2 separate regions of the Homo sapiens genome follow, and region 1 is linked to region 2. The links are chromatin loops, found by intact Hi-C in ENCODE. Cell type or tissue: PC-3. All regions are shown on one strand. Links, peaks and the distances in the headings refer to the core of each region. The heading gives the core; the rest is flanking DNA.

Evidence for each region. Peaks named below come from ENCODE experiments on the same cell type or tissue, not always from the same donor. Only the 100,000 strongest peaks of a DNase experiment are listed, where the experiment ranks them.
Region 1: it touches region 2 in a loop (4-fold over the local background); 2 of 110 quality-filtered maps call a loop at or near these places.

The regions. Positions count from the first base shown.
Region 1 is chr7:142,843,472-142,851,722 of GRCh38, forward strand. No RefSeq gene overlaps it. Among named protein-coding and RNA genes, the nearest start is that of EPHB6, 7.5 kb to the right of the region's middle. In PC-3, for the core only: no CTCF peak of the experiment used is centred there; no DNase peak of the experiment used is centred there; H3K27ac peaks cover 408 bases.
Region 2 is chr7:142,709,197-142,717,759 of GRCh38, forward strand. It overlaps TRB, the pseudogene TRBVB and TRBV27. Among named protein-coding and RNA genes, the nearest start is that of PRSS1, 36 kb to the right of the region's middle. In PC-3, for the core only: a CTCF peak has its summit at 3,358 (motif pointing right); a DNase peak (open chromatin) is centred at 3,325; H3K27me3 peaks cover 557 bases.

The DNA.
Region 1 (8,251 bases), core at 252-8,251, 130 kb after region 2:
ACTTAGAATCTTGAATGTCTCACAAACTAGCTTGTCTCTCTGCCAACTAGTTTCTTAGCAGCCTTTTTATTATTATTATTATTCAGTGGCATTTAGCAGACGGAAAAACCCTAGATCACAGAGAAAGGCTCAAATTATAATCATACACAAACTTATCTGAGTTCCAACAAAAAGTCTTAAAGGCCCTAGTCACTTATTTATAAACACATGAAATTATTTGTTTCCATTTGGAAAAATAGACTGACATAACTGGAGAACACACTTATTACTCATAAAGCAGACGAAGCAAAAGTAGACATTTGACATATAATAAAACAACTTCAATATAATTAATGTAAATTACAGAAAGTTCCCATTTTTAGGAGTGTTGGATCCACCATCCTTACCACCACCACCACCATTACCACTACCACTAACATTAAAAAAAGAAAAAGGTGTTTAACTGGAAGCAGAATTGTTTTATAAAAATGCTTACAGAATAAAATTTTGTCAATATACTTCTGAGTGTTCAGAGTTTAAAGCATTCACCAAGGAAGCTATTCTAGAATCTCAAATTGTCTAGTTTTAAATAAGAAAAGAAAACTAAAAATAGAAGCAGACCTCATCCTTTTTTTCTTGTTGACCTCTTAGAACCGTCAGTTGCATACAAAGTTATTTCTAATTATAAGATATAAAAGTTCATAATACTTCCCACTCACTTGGCTTATTTGAAGTCTATTACAAGATATGTATAGATTCTCGTAGGAAACTTTGTTAACTTACCATCGCTATTAGTCTTCAGAATGAATTACATAAAATCAGAATGCATTGCTATGCCCCTTTGTAATCAGCTGCTTTGCTCAATTGCTACCAAATTCAAATTAAAGCAAATGATGGCTTTTGGAGACCATTAGGAATAATTATCCTTTCTACAATCCATAATTTGATCGTGGATAATTATGTGATGTAACAATAGAATAATTAGACTTATTTCTCTATCTGTGTTTGTGTGTGGCCTAGTCATGCCACATTTGCCAAATTATATTTTTAAATGACCTATTAAAATTATTCATCTCTATAAATGTAACTGCTAGAAAAGATTTAGATAATTGCAATGGATGTGTTACTCAAGATTGTATTTTATTTTCCTTTCTTATTACTAAAAATATTAATTTCAGTAAAAATGTTTTATACTGAATTATTTCAATGGGCTAGATACTATTAGTAGATAAGTAAGCAAATCTGACTTGGAAATCATTATGGAACATCAGTCCTGGGGAGGAGAAAGACAATCGTCAAAAACCACACAAATAAATACAGATTTACAATTGGAAACATGATGAAAGAAAAAACAGTCTTCTGTGAGTGAGTGTGATTGAAACAGCAACCTGTGAACTAAGATTTTTTTATTGTGGTAAAATATACATGACTTCATATTTATCATTTTAACCACAATTCACTGCCATTAAATATATTCACAATGTTGTACAACCATTGCCACCGTCTACACCCAAAATGTTTTCAGCATCCTCAACAAAAATTCTCTACAGATAAAACCATAACTCCTCCTTCTGCCCCTGGTATCTTCTATCTATTTTCTGTCGCTACAGATTTGCCTACTCTTGCTACCTGATCACTACAGTCTGAATGTTTGGGTCCCCTGAAGTTTTGTATGTTGAAATTCTAGCCCCCAAGCGGATGCTAATAGGAGGTAGGGCCTTTGGGAGGTAATTAGGTCATGTAGTCAGCGACTTCATAAATTAGACTAATGGCCTTATAAAAGAGGCCCAAGAAAGACCTCTTACCCTTCTGCCACGTGAGGATGCAGCAAAAAGATGACCATCTGTGAACCAGGAAGCGAGCCCTTATCAGACACTGAAGCTGTTGGTGTCTTCATCTTAGACTTCCCGTCCTCCAGAACTGTGAGAAATAAATTTTTGTTGTTAATAAATTTCTGTTGTTAATACCAGTTTATGGTATTTTGTTCTAGGAGCCTAAACAGACTAAGACACTGATACAACTGGAATCACACAGTATTTGTCCTTCTGTCTCTGACTTATTTCACTAAGTATGTTTTCAAGATCCATCCATCTTGTAGCATGATATAGTTTGGATGCTTTTTCCCCTCCAAATCTCATTTGGAAATGTAATCCTTCAATGCTGGAGGTGGGCCTAGTGGGGAGTGTTTGGGTCATGGAGGCAAATCTCTCATGAATGGCTTCATGCTGTCCTTGCAGTAATGAGTGAGTTCTCAGTCTGTCAGTTCATGCGAGATCTGGTTGTTGAAAAAACCTGGCATTTCCTCCCATTCTCTCTGCTGGCTCCTATTCATCTTCCACCATGACTGGAAGCTTCTTGTGGCCCTCACCAGAAGCAGATGTGGACACTATGCTTCACGTACAGCCTGCAGAGCTGTGAGCCAAATAAACCTCTTTTCTTTATAAATTACCCAGCCTCAGGTATTCCTTTATAGTGACACAGAACAGACTAATACAGAACACATACCATTCTGGCTAACACGGTGAAACCCCGTCCCTACTAAAAATACAAAAATAAAATTAGCTGGGCTTGGTGGCGGGCTCTTATAGTCCCAGCTACTCGGGAGGCTGTGGCCAGAGAATGGCATGAACCCGGGAGGCGGAGCTTGCAGTGAGCTGAGATCATGCCACCTGCGCTCCAGTCTGGGTGACAGAGCGAGACTCCATCTCAAAAATAAATAAATAAACATAAATAAATAAATAAATTACATTCTTTTTATGAGTGAATAGTATTCCATTGTGCTTGTATACAACATTTTGCTTATCTATTTATCTGTTGATGGGCATGGATTGTTTCCACCTCTAGGCCATTGTGAATAATGCTGCCATGATGATGGGTGTACGAATATCTGTTCTAGTCCTTATTTTCAATTCCTTTGGGTATACACCTAGAAATAGAATTGCTAGATCATATAGCAATTCTGCATTCAATTTTTTGAGGAACTGCCATACTGTTCTCCACAGTGGCTGCATCATTTTACATTTCCCTCCAGTGATGTACAAAAGTTCCAATTTCTCCACATCCTCACCAACACTTTTTACTTGCTGTTTTTTTAAATATAATGGCTATTATATTTTAAAACATTTTAATTATATTATTATTTTTAAAAATTATATGTTATTATATATAATATATTGTATAATAGCTATTATATATTACATACAATATAATAATATATATTATATATGTAATACAATAGATAATATATATCATATATATTATATAATAGTCATTATATATTTTTTATATATAATGGCTATTATATCCTAGAAAGCATAAAGTGATACCCCATGATTTTAATTTTCATTTCACTAATGAGGCTGAGCATCTTTTCACATACTTATTGGACTGTATATCTGCTTTGCAAAAGTGTCTATTAAAGTTTTTGACCACTTTTGAATTGCTTTGTGTTTTGTTGTTGAGTCTTAGGAGTTCATTATATATTCTGGATATTAATTCCTTAGCAGATATATAATTTGAAATTATTTTCTCCTATTTGTTAGGTCGTGTTTTTGCTTTCTTAATAATATCCTTTGATGCACAAAATTTTTTTAATCTTGATGAAGTTCAATTTATCTACTTTTTGTTTTGTGGCCTGTGCTTTTGGTATAATATTCATAAAAGTGTTGCTAAATCCAATCTATTGAGGATTTTTCCTAATGCTTTCTTCTAAGAGTTTTATAGTTTTAGCTCTGAAGTTCAGGTTTTTTTTTTATCCATTTTGAGTTCATTTCTGTATATGCTATAAAATAAGGGTCAAACTTTGGTCTTTTGCATGTGGATATCCAGTTTTCCCTGGAAAAAAACTGTTGAAAAGATTGTCCTTTGCCACTGAATAGTCTTGGCACACTTGTAGAAAATCAATTGACCGTGTATGTGATGGCTAACTTCTGGGCTGATAACTGATGTTTTAAGGATGGACTGGAGTTAAATTAGTCTGGCATTTAAAGTCTGTTTGGGGTAATTCTGAGTTATTCAATTTACTCTGGTTTTCCAGCAGCATAATATAGGGTGACACTAAATCCATTCTTCTTCCTCATCCTGCAACCAATGTGAGTCATAAATATGCCAGTTTTTATTTTTTCTAGTATCCAACAGGTCATGATGATTCAGAAAAGCAAAACTCCCAAGGCCACCTATTAATTCTCATAAATAGTACAGAATAAAGTTGCAAGGAAGAAGAACCTAATTATCTAACAGTTAGTGAAGCCCACCTTGCCCACAATAAGATTAGTAATTTACGCTATAATCAAGAGCAGTATCAGAAAAATTTCTTCCAGGCAATTAAAAGATTTGTGGCAGGAGAAGGGAAGGGGAGTTGGAGTTGTCAGTGGGGATTTAATGACAGTTAACGGGGGAAATTTCTGTAATTTGAACTAATTATATTTTAGATTTTTATTATCTATCAAATGTCTCTTCTTCATTAATTTACTTTGAAGGAAGGAATATATCCAGTTAAGGAATTTACTCTATTTTCCAATATGAAAATAAATAATTTCATGTCTTCACTTAAAGGGATTAAAATTTTATGCCTATATTTTTGTTGAATTTAAATATGAGTAGACCATGATTTTAAAAATCGTGTCCCACTTTCAAACTGCATCTTTTTAGGTTTCTAATAAATAAAAAGTGGGCTCATTTTCAAGTTATATACCTTTTCATGATTGCTGCTTTAGCTACACAAAGACTTAGATGAAGTTTGAAATTATTGCTTGTAAGAGCCTAATCAATTTTATAGACAAGTCAACATCACCTTCCTGTCTCTCCTTGGGTTGTGAAGGTGCAGGGAAGAGGAGGAGAAGAGAAAAGGTGGGAAACAGGGTAGGGATGGCAATTCCCCCCCTCCAATTACGTGTGTGAGTATGTTTATTTAAACTCCATGATTTAAATATTTCAAAATTATACATTTAATTTTAACAGCATTCATTTGTACTGTCACTGATGGTTGCATTGCTATTTGAAAAGTGAAATGGTCAAGTGCCCCCAAAATATTGTGTCTCTTTTATGTAAGACACAAAAAAATTGTGTTTTCTTTTACATAAATGTTTCTAGAAATGCAATAGACAACATTTATGTGTATTATGAAATGGGAGAGAAGTTTTTTGCTACATGAAGAAATTTCATGACGTACTTATTCCAATGACTTACCATAGAATTGTTCTGGAATATTATGCTTATTAAGACCTTGTACTTGGTTTGACATCTGTCACTTTAATTATGCTTTCTGTATTTTAAGGCTTTCTTGTTATCTTTTACCTATTTTGCTTTTGGATGAAGGAACCATGTCCATTTGCTTGTATCTTTTATCCATGACTTGTGAGGCTAACACCCTATTTTAAAGATAATCTTTCATGATTATCTTAGAACATTAAAATTCTTTTACCTAATTATGTCTGCAATAACTATTGACTTCCTCTGATGGATGTCAAGGAATTTTTCACTGATGACATCCCTGTCTTTGCTATTTCTCTTTTATATTTTGCATTATGACAACCTGGATATTTAAAATATTCTTTTAAAAACAGACTTTGTTATTATACTTACATATGATATTTTACTTTTGTCATCATAATTACCCTCAATTACTTAATTTTCCTCTTACTATTGATTCATGATTTGCAAGTTTGTATTTTGTTTTGTGTTTTATTTATCCTACAATTTTAGATAGTTTAAGTGATTATAACCACTTTTTCTCAATCACATCTTCCCTAATGAAGAATGCAATTGATTATTCATCTCCTAATTGTTCAGAGCACATTTGTAATGCATCTTGCTGGAAAACAGACTTGAGTGGCAAATTTTCTAAGAATTGCAGATTTGAAAATGGCCTCATCTTGCCTTTTGAGAATAATTAGCCCTTGGCTAAAGATCTAATGTCTGCGTCTGTATCTATTAGAGATGTGTGAAGTTGCAAGTAACACAAATTGCAATCACAGGTGTTTATTTTCCTCATGCAACAAGAAGTCTAGAAGTATATGGTCGCTAGCTTTGGCTCAGATGCCAATATGGTGCTGGAACTCCAGCCCTCATGTCTGTGGTAGGCAGAATATTGGTCCCAAAGATGTCTACATCCTAATCATTGGGACCTGTTGATACGCTCATTTACATGTCAAAGGAAAATGAAGGTTGCTAATCAGCTAACCTTGAGATGGGGACATAACCCTGGATTATCCCGGGGGGCCCGAAGTAATCACACAAGTCCTTAAAAGCGGAAGAAGAGGCCGGGCACGGTGGCTCACATCTGTAATCCCAGCACTTTGGGAGGCCGACGCGGGCGGATCACGAGGTCAGGAGATCGAGACCATGCTGGCTAACACGGTGAAACCCCGTCTCCACTAAAAATACAAAAAATTAGCCGGGCATGGTAGCGGGCGCCTATAGTCCCAGCTAGTCGGGAGGCTGAGGCAGGAGAATGGCGTGAACCCGGGAGGCGGAGCTTGCAGTGAGCCGAGACTGCTCCACTGCACTCCAGATGTTGCTGGATTTGAAGATAAAGGAGAAGACCTCAAACTAAGGAATACAGTGGCTTCCAAGAACCACACTGGGAAAAGTGAGGAAACAGACCCTCCTTAGTGACTCCAAAAGGAACACAGCCCTATCAATACCTGGATTTTAGCCCACGGAGGTCCACTTCCGACTTCTGATCTTTGGAACTGTAAGATAATAATTATGTGTTGTTTTCAACCACTAAGATTTTTTCTGGCATTGATAGAAAACCAATGCAATGTTTATGTTTATTTCAAAGTAAGACAGAGGAGAAGAGGCCGTGCCGGGGAATTTGATTATACCGGGAATTCTAAATTTAAGTTTAGGATTCCCTGGCTAATTTTCATATTTTTAGTAGAGACAGGGTTTCACCATGTTGGCCAGGCTGGTCTCAAACTCCTGGCTTCAGGTGATCCACCCTCCTCAGCCTCCCAAAGCGCTGGGATTACAGGCGTGAGCCACCACGCCCTGCCTGACTGTTATGTTTGTCTTCCCCCCGCCACTGTCCCTTTTTATCTCAACCTTTTAATATAGCTTCCACATCTGCTTTTAACTCATTAAGAATATAAAGTGAAGACTTTTTCTTTGAACTCTTACATCTTCATTCCTTTTCTACTTTGCTTCAGATTGTTAAAAGATCTCAAGTGCTGTCGTTGCTGTTTACTCATTCTTCATGTTGACTAGCTCCACTTTGTCGGTGGTGCTTTAAGTTCTGATGGGATAGATTCTCAGAATCCATTTGAATGTAGAGAGAGACGTATACTATAAGACAAGAGAATATGGGAACCAGGAAATGTGTCAGCCACATCTACAAGTAGAAGGCAGATCTCATAGAAATGCAGGCCACCCTTTCAGTTTAGGAAATGCAAATGTTTTCAGAGAGCACTATCTGGAGGCGCAGCTCCAGAAATAGACTGCATTCTACTGGAAGAGCCGACCAGGGGACCATCTGCTCCACATCATAGATCATCCCATCTCCTATATGCACCTGAATGGAAAAGATACAAACCAGGAAAGGAGCAAAGAATGGTGTGGAGTGTTGATCACTTCTGCTCTGCATATGAGGACTGCCCTGCCCAAAATCTTATTAAAATCTAGAATGTTTTCAAGTCCTATTGTTTGTATGGGTAACTGCAAAGGATTTGTTATTTTTCTTTTGAGATCATGTCATGGTTATTTTAGAAAGAGGACACTCCTAGCATTTCCCTTCACTCCACTAACTTCCTGGGGACCATCTTTGAGCATTAAACCTATGTAAAGACAGTGGTCTGGGGGAAAGTACCAGCAAGTATATCCTATAAAAAGGAGATAGAGATCTCTGTTGATTGCAGGGAAAAATGTAGATTACCGTGATCATTTTATTTCATTTGTGGCAGAGGCTGCTGTTCCCCTGGCTAACACGCTTTCTTTCTTCCTCTCTTAGGTTTAACAGCTTTAATTTCATTTTGTGCAGCATGTATTTTGCAGGTTTCAAGCAGGTAGGGGTGGTCACGTGACACTGTCCTGGCCAATAATACATATGAAGTCACTGAATGGATCTTCCAGAAAGGTTCTTTGAACAGTGCTAATTCAGCTGGATGTAGCGTTTTAATCCTGTTCCCTTCTTTTTCTTGCCTGAAATTTGTAGACCTCATAGCTGGAGCTCTGGCTAAAATGTTGACAATCTGAGAACAAGTCCTCATCCTAAAGTTGGAGTCTTGTTGACTTGGGACCTTCATCGTATTTCTGTGTTATCTAATTTGTTTAA
Region 2 (8,563 bases), core at 257-8,256:
ATGACAAAAAACACAGAACGTGACCCTCTGAACAGCAGGAGAGTAGAAACCGTTCTTGTCATCAGAAATTTCAGAGAGGAAGCTCACTCACTGTCCAGCTTCCCTCCCACACAATGGAAGCATAAAAATGGAAACCCATTTTGCACAAGAAATTAGCACGTTGCCCCTCAAGAGAATTATATCCTATGTTTGTTTCTGTAGGAGTGTCTAAACAGTTAAAACCATGTACCATTCACAAAAATCTATACATAAAACATGAATGTTTAGAAAGTGAACACATATAGAATGATATTTGTTTCAATTTAAGATGCCAACCTGGATACAAGTACACATTCAGTTTGACTAAAATTGCTGTAATAATAATCTAAAAGCAAAACTAAAGAAGGGTAGAAAAAGGAAGGTAACAGATTCCTGCCATTGATAATGGAAATCATAGCATGTAAACAAAGCCAATCCTGCTTGGGAAGTTCACCCTGAGCCTGCAAGGAATGTGGGGAGGCAGCATGGGGCGCCTGGATGTTACAGGTAGTTAGTTAGGCATGAGTGGGGCAGGAGAGGGCTCCCTTCCCCCCACCGCCCAGAATGTCAGACAATCTGGTATTGATTCAGAGATTATAACGTTGCCTCTCTAATAATAATGCATAATTCAGCAGCCTGAGATAGGGAGGTACAATCTCTTGCTGATCCACAGCTGTTAACATTAAAGTGTCAATTGAATGCAGGCACCAAGGAGAAGCAAAGAAGGTTTCCAATAAAATCTCAGGTATTGGGCAGGTGAACCCAGGTATGTGCATTGAGAGACAAAAGGGTGGAGTACGACCTTCCAGGGACACTCCAACAGAAACAGGAAGAAAGCGTCAGATGGGCATGCATACAACTTCCTAAACACACTGCGCATGCTCACTTCCGAAGTGTAAGGAGGGCACTGTGCATTCGGGCAGCCTATCCTAAGGGGAGAATAATGAGAAAGGGGCACAAGATGGCCGCCTATGAAGCCCCAGGATCAAGGTTAAATGCCACACTTGCTCTTCAAGTCACCTGCTTGGATCTCTTCCAAGTGTTCTTTCTTTTCTTTCCTGTTCTAAAGCCTTTTTAATAAGCTTCTACTCCTGCTCTAAAACTTGTCTTGGTCTCTTTTTCTGCTCTATGACCCTCAGTGGAATTTTCTTCTGAGGAGGCAAGAACTGAGGTTGCTGCAGACCAGCAGGGATTCACTGCTGATAACTCAAGATACCTTCCACCAGTAACTTGGAGATGACACCAAGAGACAACACAGGCAAAGGAAAGTGTATTAATTCTGTTTTAGGTGTAGAAACTGGAGTGATTGGAAAATAATTCCTAAAAGAAATTGAAAAGTCAAATTGTCAAGCAGTAAGTTCACCATCACATTTACCATAAAGCATGTAGAGAAATGGAAATATTTACACATCATGGTTGAGAGTGCAGGATTTGCAGTCAGACAGTTTCTGGCACTTAGTAGCTTTAGAAAGTGACTTAAGCCCTCTAAGCCCTCAGTTTTCACATCTATAAAATGAAGTAAATAATATAAGCCTCTCAGAAGTGGGGTGAGGGTTGAATGAAACAATATGTGAGTAGTTTAACACAGAGACTGGCACTGACTTAAGAAAGTATTGTGATAAAAGCAGCAGTGGAGAAAATATTTTGAATAGCTGTATGCATGGCAATCCTTTAACCTCTTTATTCATGGCAACTCATTTAATTGCCACAACAAATATGTAAGGTAAGTACTTTTATTATTTCCATTGTTATGGACTGAGTTGTGCTACCTTCTTCATTTCATATGTTGATGTCCTAAGTCCCAGTGCCCCATAATGTGACTGACTATATTTGGAGATGGGGTCTTTACATCGATAATTAAGTTAAAATTAGGTCATTAGGGTGGGCCCTAATTCAATATGACTGGTGTCCTTATCAGGAGGTTAGGACACAGACATGCAAAGAGGGAAGACCAGAAAGAAGGTATAGAAAAAAAAAAATTGTTATCTACAAGCCAAGGAGAGAGGCCTCAGAAGAAACCAACTCAACAAATTTTAAAAGATGTATTTTGGAGAACAAAACTGTTAGAATATATTTAGAACAGAAAAAAACCATTTCTTCTAGAACTAAGTTGGTCTAAAAGTGCATATCTTGGTAAGGCTCTGTGAGGAAATGACCTAATCTGGAGAGAAGCTGCTGGGACACTCATCTGTGTGTGGCCTGTGGCTCACAGGGGCAGGTATTCTCAGAACGCACATGGGATAATCACCATCCTGGTGTGTCCAGGCTCTGGGAACAGGCTCTTCCTCGTGGCTTTCACATGAGTTTCCTGGTGGGCTATGTAGTCACTTTTCTGCATCCTTCTTTTAAAGGCTCATGAATGTCAAAGTAACACAGACCCTGAGATGAGGCAGGAAAGTTGTATCGGAATGTTTTCAGACTATCAACCAGACCAAACGTTCTGGAATCCATAAGATCCAGGGCTGGGGATAAATTTAATCTATTAATTATTCTTCTGAAGTTGGCAGCTTTGAAAAAGATGCCCTGAGTCAGCATAGTCATTCCAACCAAAAAGAAAAAAGGGAAAAAATAATCATCTTTCCCAACCCTTAAATCGTCCAGCACTAACCAGACTCTGAGACCCTCTGCAGCAGCAGCCTATCAGTGCAGCCACATCCTCTCTGAGCGGATATGACAAACCCCAGGGGTGAAGCGACCTAACCTATGAGCCGCCACACACACTCAAGATGCCCCAGACACCCTGCACTCCGATCTTACTCGTTCCTTTACTGTTTTCATCCTAATTGCCCTCTTACACATTTGACCACACATTTTTGGTCTTGGTGGTTGTATTAGTTTTCTGTTGCTACTATACAAATTGCCACCCATTTAGTGGCTTAAAACAATGCAAATGTATCACCTTACAGTTCCGTAGTTCAGAAACCAACATAGGTATCACCCAGCCAAAATCAAGGTGTCGGCAGATCTGGGTTCCTTTCTGAAGGCTCCAGGGGAGAATCGATTTTCTTACCTTATGGGTTGTTTTCCTCTATCTTCAAAGGCAGCACGTTCTGTTGCTCTGACCCTACTTGCGTACTCACAGCTCCCTCTAAACACTGCCGGGAAAGGCTCTCCACGTTTAAGGACCTGCGTGATTACATTGGACCCACCTGGGTAATCCACGAACTGCTTCCTATCTCAAGGTCGGCTGATTAGCAGCCCTAATTGCACCTGCAGCTTTAATTCCCATTTGCCATCTAACTGAACATCCACAGCTGTTACGGGTTGCAGGGATTATTAGCACCTGGACATCTTTAAGGAACCATTCAGCCCACCACTCCGATGTTCCACTAGAGGGCACTAACATATTCCTGTAATATAAACATTAAAATTCAGATAATGGTGGGAGGGAAAGTTTGATAAAATTGAATACTGTATTATCAATTTTAAAAACTTGATATATAAATATGTCTCATTGGGGTCTTTCAAAAGCTAATCATATAGTACAAGAAAATACATAAACTGGAGTGACTCTCAGAACTAAAATGGCCTGAGCGTAAGTGAAATAGAATTTGAAGTGAGGTGAGAATTCTGCAGTCTATTCCTGGGCTCAAAATCACATAGAAAAAAACAAAAAAAGGTTGCTTTATATTTAAAGGGACAAGGCGTAGGTTCTCTTACAGGGGTTTTTAGGAAATGGTTCATCAGTTTAGTAGGTGTTAGCTTAATTGCTTTTATCGGGATACTGTTGCCCCGGTTGGGTGGATGAGCAGTCCCTAAAAAGAGAAGGAAGAGAGCAAAGACCGAAAAAGTATGAAGGAGAGGAAGGGATGGCATGGCGTAGAATGAAATGCTTTTTCATCAAAATGCAAAGATGAAGGAGATGTTTCAGAGTGCCCGGCCGTCTAGAGGGTTCTGTTTACTTTCCATTCCCGCTGTTAGGGACATAGGAGTCTGCCCTACATTAGGGAAATGGAATAGAATAAGTTTCTAGAATTCCTAAATATGGTGGAATTGGGTAGAAAAGATCAGAGGGAAGGTTGTAGGGAGGAAGGGTGGGAAAGTAAAACAACTGGCTCCTACTGTAAGGCTATTGGAGCCTCAGGCTAACAGCATCATTTTAGTACCTTGGTTGAGGTAGAAAAGGAAACGAGAGCAGAATAGCCTCATAGTCAAAGGAACACAGAAGGAGAAACCACATTGCTGAGGAGAGTGAATTAGCTGGTAGAGGGACAGAATATAGAATTAGCTACCTCCTAAATCTTGAATTAATCTAATATGAAAAGACATTGGGAAAAATTATAATACTCTGAAGTGTAATTATGTACCTGTTCAACTTTGAAACACCACGGAATGTTGGGAAATCCAATATCCACTAATAGTGAGCTATGTGGACGCGAGTAAATTCTGAAAGATTTTGCTATTTGGATGTCAAGGTTTACTAAGTAACATGAAATTATTTACTTGCAGTGGGTTTTTAGAATGAAAGTTGTTTTCCCTCTCTTAAGAACACCCGAATTCACAGCTAGGATATGGAGGATTTGCCAGGAAAATGCAAACACCTGTGGCTGAAGTAGAGCCAAGCTCTCTCCCTACATTTTTTTCCAGAAAGCAGTGGTGAAGAAATAGAAAAAGAGAGAATACTCCTCTTAGATCAGAGCTAAGGTCCTGATAGCAATCACTCCTTTCTCAATGCATGGAATGGAAACTGTTAGAGCTGCACCTCTCACCATGAAGGGGTCTGGGGGCAAGGAACTCATCTCTGAGGTTTGAGAGTAGGCCTGAAAACCGGGAAGGGGGCTCCTTCTTGTCTGGAGATGATAATGATTTGGCAAAAACAATGACGGGCTCTGTGAGGCTCTACTTGTGGTAGGAAGCTTTTGGGAAGAAAGGGGTAGCCTCCTTCTATTCCACCATCCAGGAATACATTCGTTCCTACAAAGTACAAGAAGGATTCAAAGGTATACATGTGTCAAAAATCACAATGAGCACTGTAAATATATGCAATTTTTATTCATCAACTATACCTTAATTTTAAAAATTAAGAAAAGTTCAAAGGTGTTCGAGGAGGAAGGCATTCTGGGGAATCCTAGGAAAGTCACCTCAATGTAGGAAGAACATATTCAGGCAGAAAAGAGAGCAGTACCAGCAGCTGCTGGAAGATCTAAGAGAAGCTTGACACTCCTGGCCCCAAACACTGCCTGGCTACAACACGATATCCAGGGACAGATACCTTCCATGTACAGCAAGCTGTGGAGTGGCAAGAAAGCAAAGCACGTACCAAAAGCAGGCAGGAAGCAGAGCTGGCTGGTAAGGCTCTGAGGTTACTGCAGGAAGCAGGTGTTGCCTCTGCCTTTCACCAGCTTCTTCTGGAGAAGAACAGAGAAGGGGAAAAGAAGAAAGATGCTCCAGATACCATCTTTGGTGGAAACAGCTGCTAGCTCTAGCAATGATGACTAAGTCAATTTTGCTAAAGAGCAAAGAAGCTGTGTGTCTTGGATTTTAAACAGCAATAGACTAGCAAAATAATCTATGATGTGAATCTGAGATTTTACACCCTAGACTCTTTTAAAATGTAGTGACTAAAAATATATACCAGTGGATAAATGAAGTCAGGGATATACTTGAAATTTTTTCTGCCAGAGTAGAAATGACTTCAAAATATATGATAATGCAGCTTTCATGTAATCCCAGCTACTGGGGAGGCTGAGGCAGGAGTATTGCTTAAACCCGGGAAGCGGAGGTTGCAGTGAGCCAAGATCATGCCACTGCACTCCAGCCTGGGTGACAGAGTGATACTCTGTCTCAAAAAAAAAAAAAAAGATAATGCAGCTTTCAATATTATAAGCTTTATGTTCTCACACTTCTAAGTGATAATCAAATGTGTTACACCACTTTATACCCTGAGATCCAAAATACATAAATATTTGACAGTTTGTACAAGACTGTATTAATAAGAAAATGTGGCACATGTATAAAGAAAGGAATCTCACAGATTAAGGAAAATGACATTGATTACAAATGTCCTCAGCCTGAGTTGGCTGTGTTGCGTTTGTACACTTCAGCCCTCTGAGCTGAAGTGGGAGTGGTTTCTCTCCTGAAAATGTTTCTGAGGCCCAAATAGCTGAAGAGGTGGAGACGTTACAGAAACCACCTGGAGCCCCCAGAACTGGCAGACACCTGCCTGATGCTGCCATGGGCCCCCAGCTCCTTGGCTATGTGGTCCTTTGCCTTCTAGGAGCAGGTGAGTCCCAGAACACATAGGCAACTTTTGGCCTTATTTTGTAGGCCTCAGCCCAAGGCATCTCCTAAAGGCTTAAGCATTGGAGATCCCCTTCAGCGCTGCCTCTAACTCTGTCCCCTTCCTTTACAGGCCCCCTGGAAGCCCAAGTGACCCAGAACCCAAGATACCTCATCACAGTGACTGGAAAGAAGTTAACAGTGACTTGTTCTCAGAATATGAACCATGAGTATATGTCCTGGTATCGACAAGACCCAGGGCTGGGCTTAAGGCAGATCTACTATTCAATGAATGTTGAGGTGACTGATAAGGGAGATGTTCCTGAAGGGTACAAAGTCTCTCGAAAAGAGAAGAGGAATTTCCCCCTGATCCTGGAGTCGCCCAGCCCCAACCAGACCTCTCTGTACTTCTGTGCCAGCAGTTTATCCACAGTGTTGCACAGCCAGCTGCTCTCTGCACAAAAACAGAGGGTAGCTGCAAGAACAAGGAGACTCCTCCTTCAGGAGACCCCTCACCGACCAACAGGATAAACTTCCTCCATCATCCCACAGAAGCCCTTCCCCACACGCCAGCCTCAGGGACTCTGCAATGCAGCCACTCTGTGGAACCAGGGGTCCATCCTCTACCTGCTGTACCAATGAGGTTTCAAAGTTGGGCAGGACAAGCTCACTGAGTTAGGTCTAGTGCCAGGGTACACTCTCCCATCCTTTCTTCTTGTGGAGCTTAAATCTTTAAATTCAACTAAACTGTTGCCCAAACTGAAGACTCCATTTACAATCTAATGGGTCTCAACAATATTTGGTTCTGTATTCCAGGTCCTATTTATTCTGGAGGTTTTGTCACTTGGAGGAACACCATGTTTGGAGTTATTTATGAAACCCAGCACCTCCTATTTTCTTCCTCTCAGCAGATGGTCCAAATGCCCAAGCCAGAGATGCAAGACTGATCTTCACTCTCTCTCTGACTTTCTCCTTCCACACCAAATCCACTACCCTATCCTGCATTTTTCTAAGTACTAAATTCCTCACAAATTTTACTAACTTTTCTAATTTCACTGATCTCACCTGGATCACTTTAGCCACCTTCCAAGTAGCCACCCTACCTGCAAGCCTGCACCTGCTCCCACCCAAAACCACTCCCTCAAGCTTAAAACCCTTTGGTTTATTTCTATTAACTAGCTAAAGTCTCAAGTTTATGTTAGTTTGCAAGTCTCTCAGCCCCTCCATGATGTGACCTTTGCATATCCCCCACCTTTCTAACACTGACTTCCCTTATCCTTCAACTACCACAACTGCCTGCATCTACTCCAGAAACATCCCATTTCTCGCACATCCCCAAATATGTCCACTGCTGACTCACTCCTGGGTCTTTATCTACAATGGTCACTCTACCCAGAATACCATTTCTCTCTCTGGTATTCATCTGTTCTTCCAGCTGCTCTTTTTGTGCAGACTGCAGCTGGCTGTGCAGCACTGTGGATAAACTGCTGGTGCAAATGTACAGAGAGGTCTGGACTGGGCGACTCCAGGAATGGGGGAGATTCTCCTTCATAGACCAATTTAGAAGTCACTTCCTCCAAGACGATTGCCTTGAATCATTGACTGGATTATTTCTCCGCTGTGTGTTCTTCTAACAGCCTGAACAGAGCTAACACCAACACCGAGACACCACCATGAACTCACCAGCCATTGACTTCTCTGTTCTATAGCTTTTTGCCTCTTTGGAATAGGCATGTCATGGGTGCAGGTATGACGTCCTTGAACTTGGTTTGCTAGACCCTACATTAAGCCTTTTTCTGGTGGTTACACATCAGTATATTTCCTAAGTTCTCTCTTTTTAGCCACAATGTCCATGAATGCTGGTGTCACTGAAATTTCAGTTTATCAAGTTTCAGAGTCAGAATATAAAGTTCTATATTACAACCAGAATATGTTTTATGACCAATATGTGCTGAGCCAGACAAGAGGCAGGAATGAAGCTCCAACTAATCTATTTCTCAGTTGGTGCTTGGAGTACAAACAAATAGAGAGTCTCTAATAGACCTGTGTCTCTTGAGATAAGACTGAGCATTTCTTTTTTTTAATATATATATACTTTAAGTTCTATTTCTTGCAACCTCCAGACATCCAGCCCTTCATAGACACTGCCAGCCGTTAACCCGAAGCCCTGCACAGCCACTTCCTCTCTGAACAGAAAAGACTGCCACAAGGGGAGAGACGGTCTTACCTTCCTGAGCCTGCCCTTGCCAGAGGAAGCCACTGCCACCGCAGAAGCACTTAGGAGCCTTTCCCACCTCCTTGCACTGAGACTTATGGAACTCTTGAG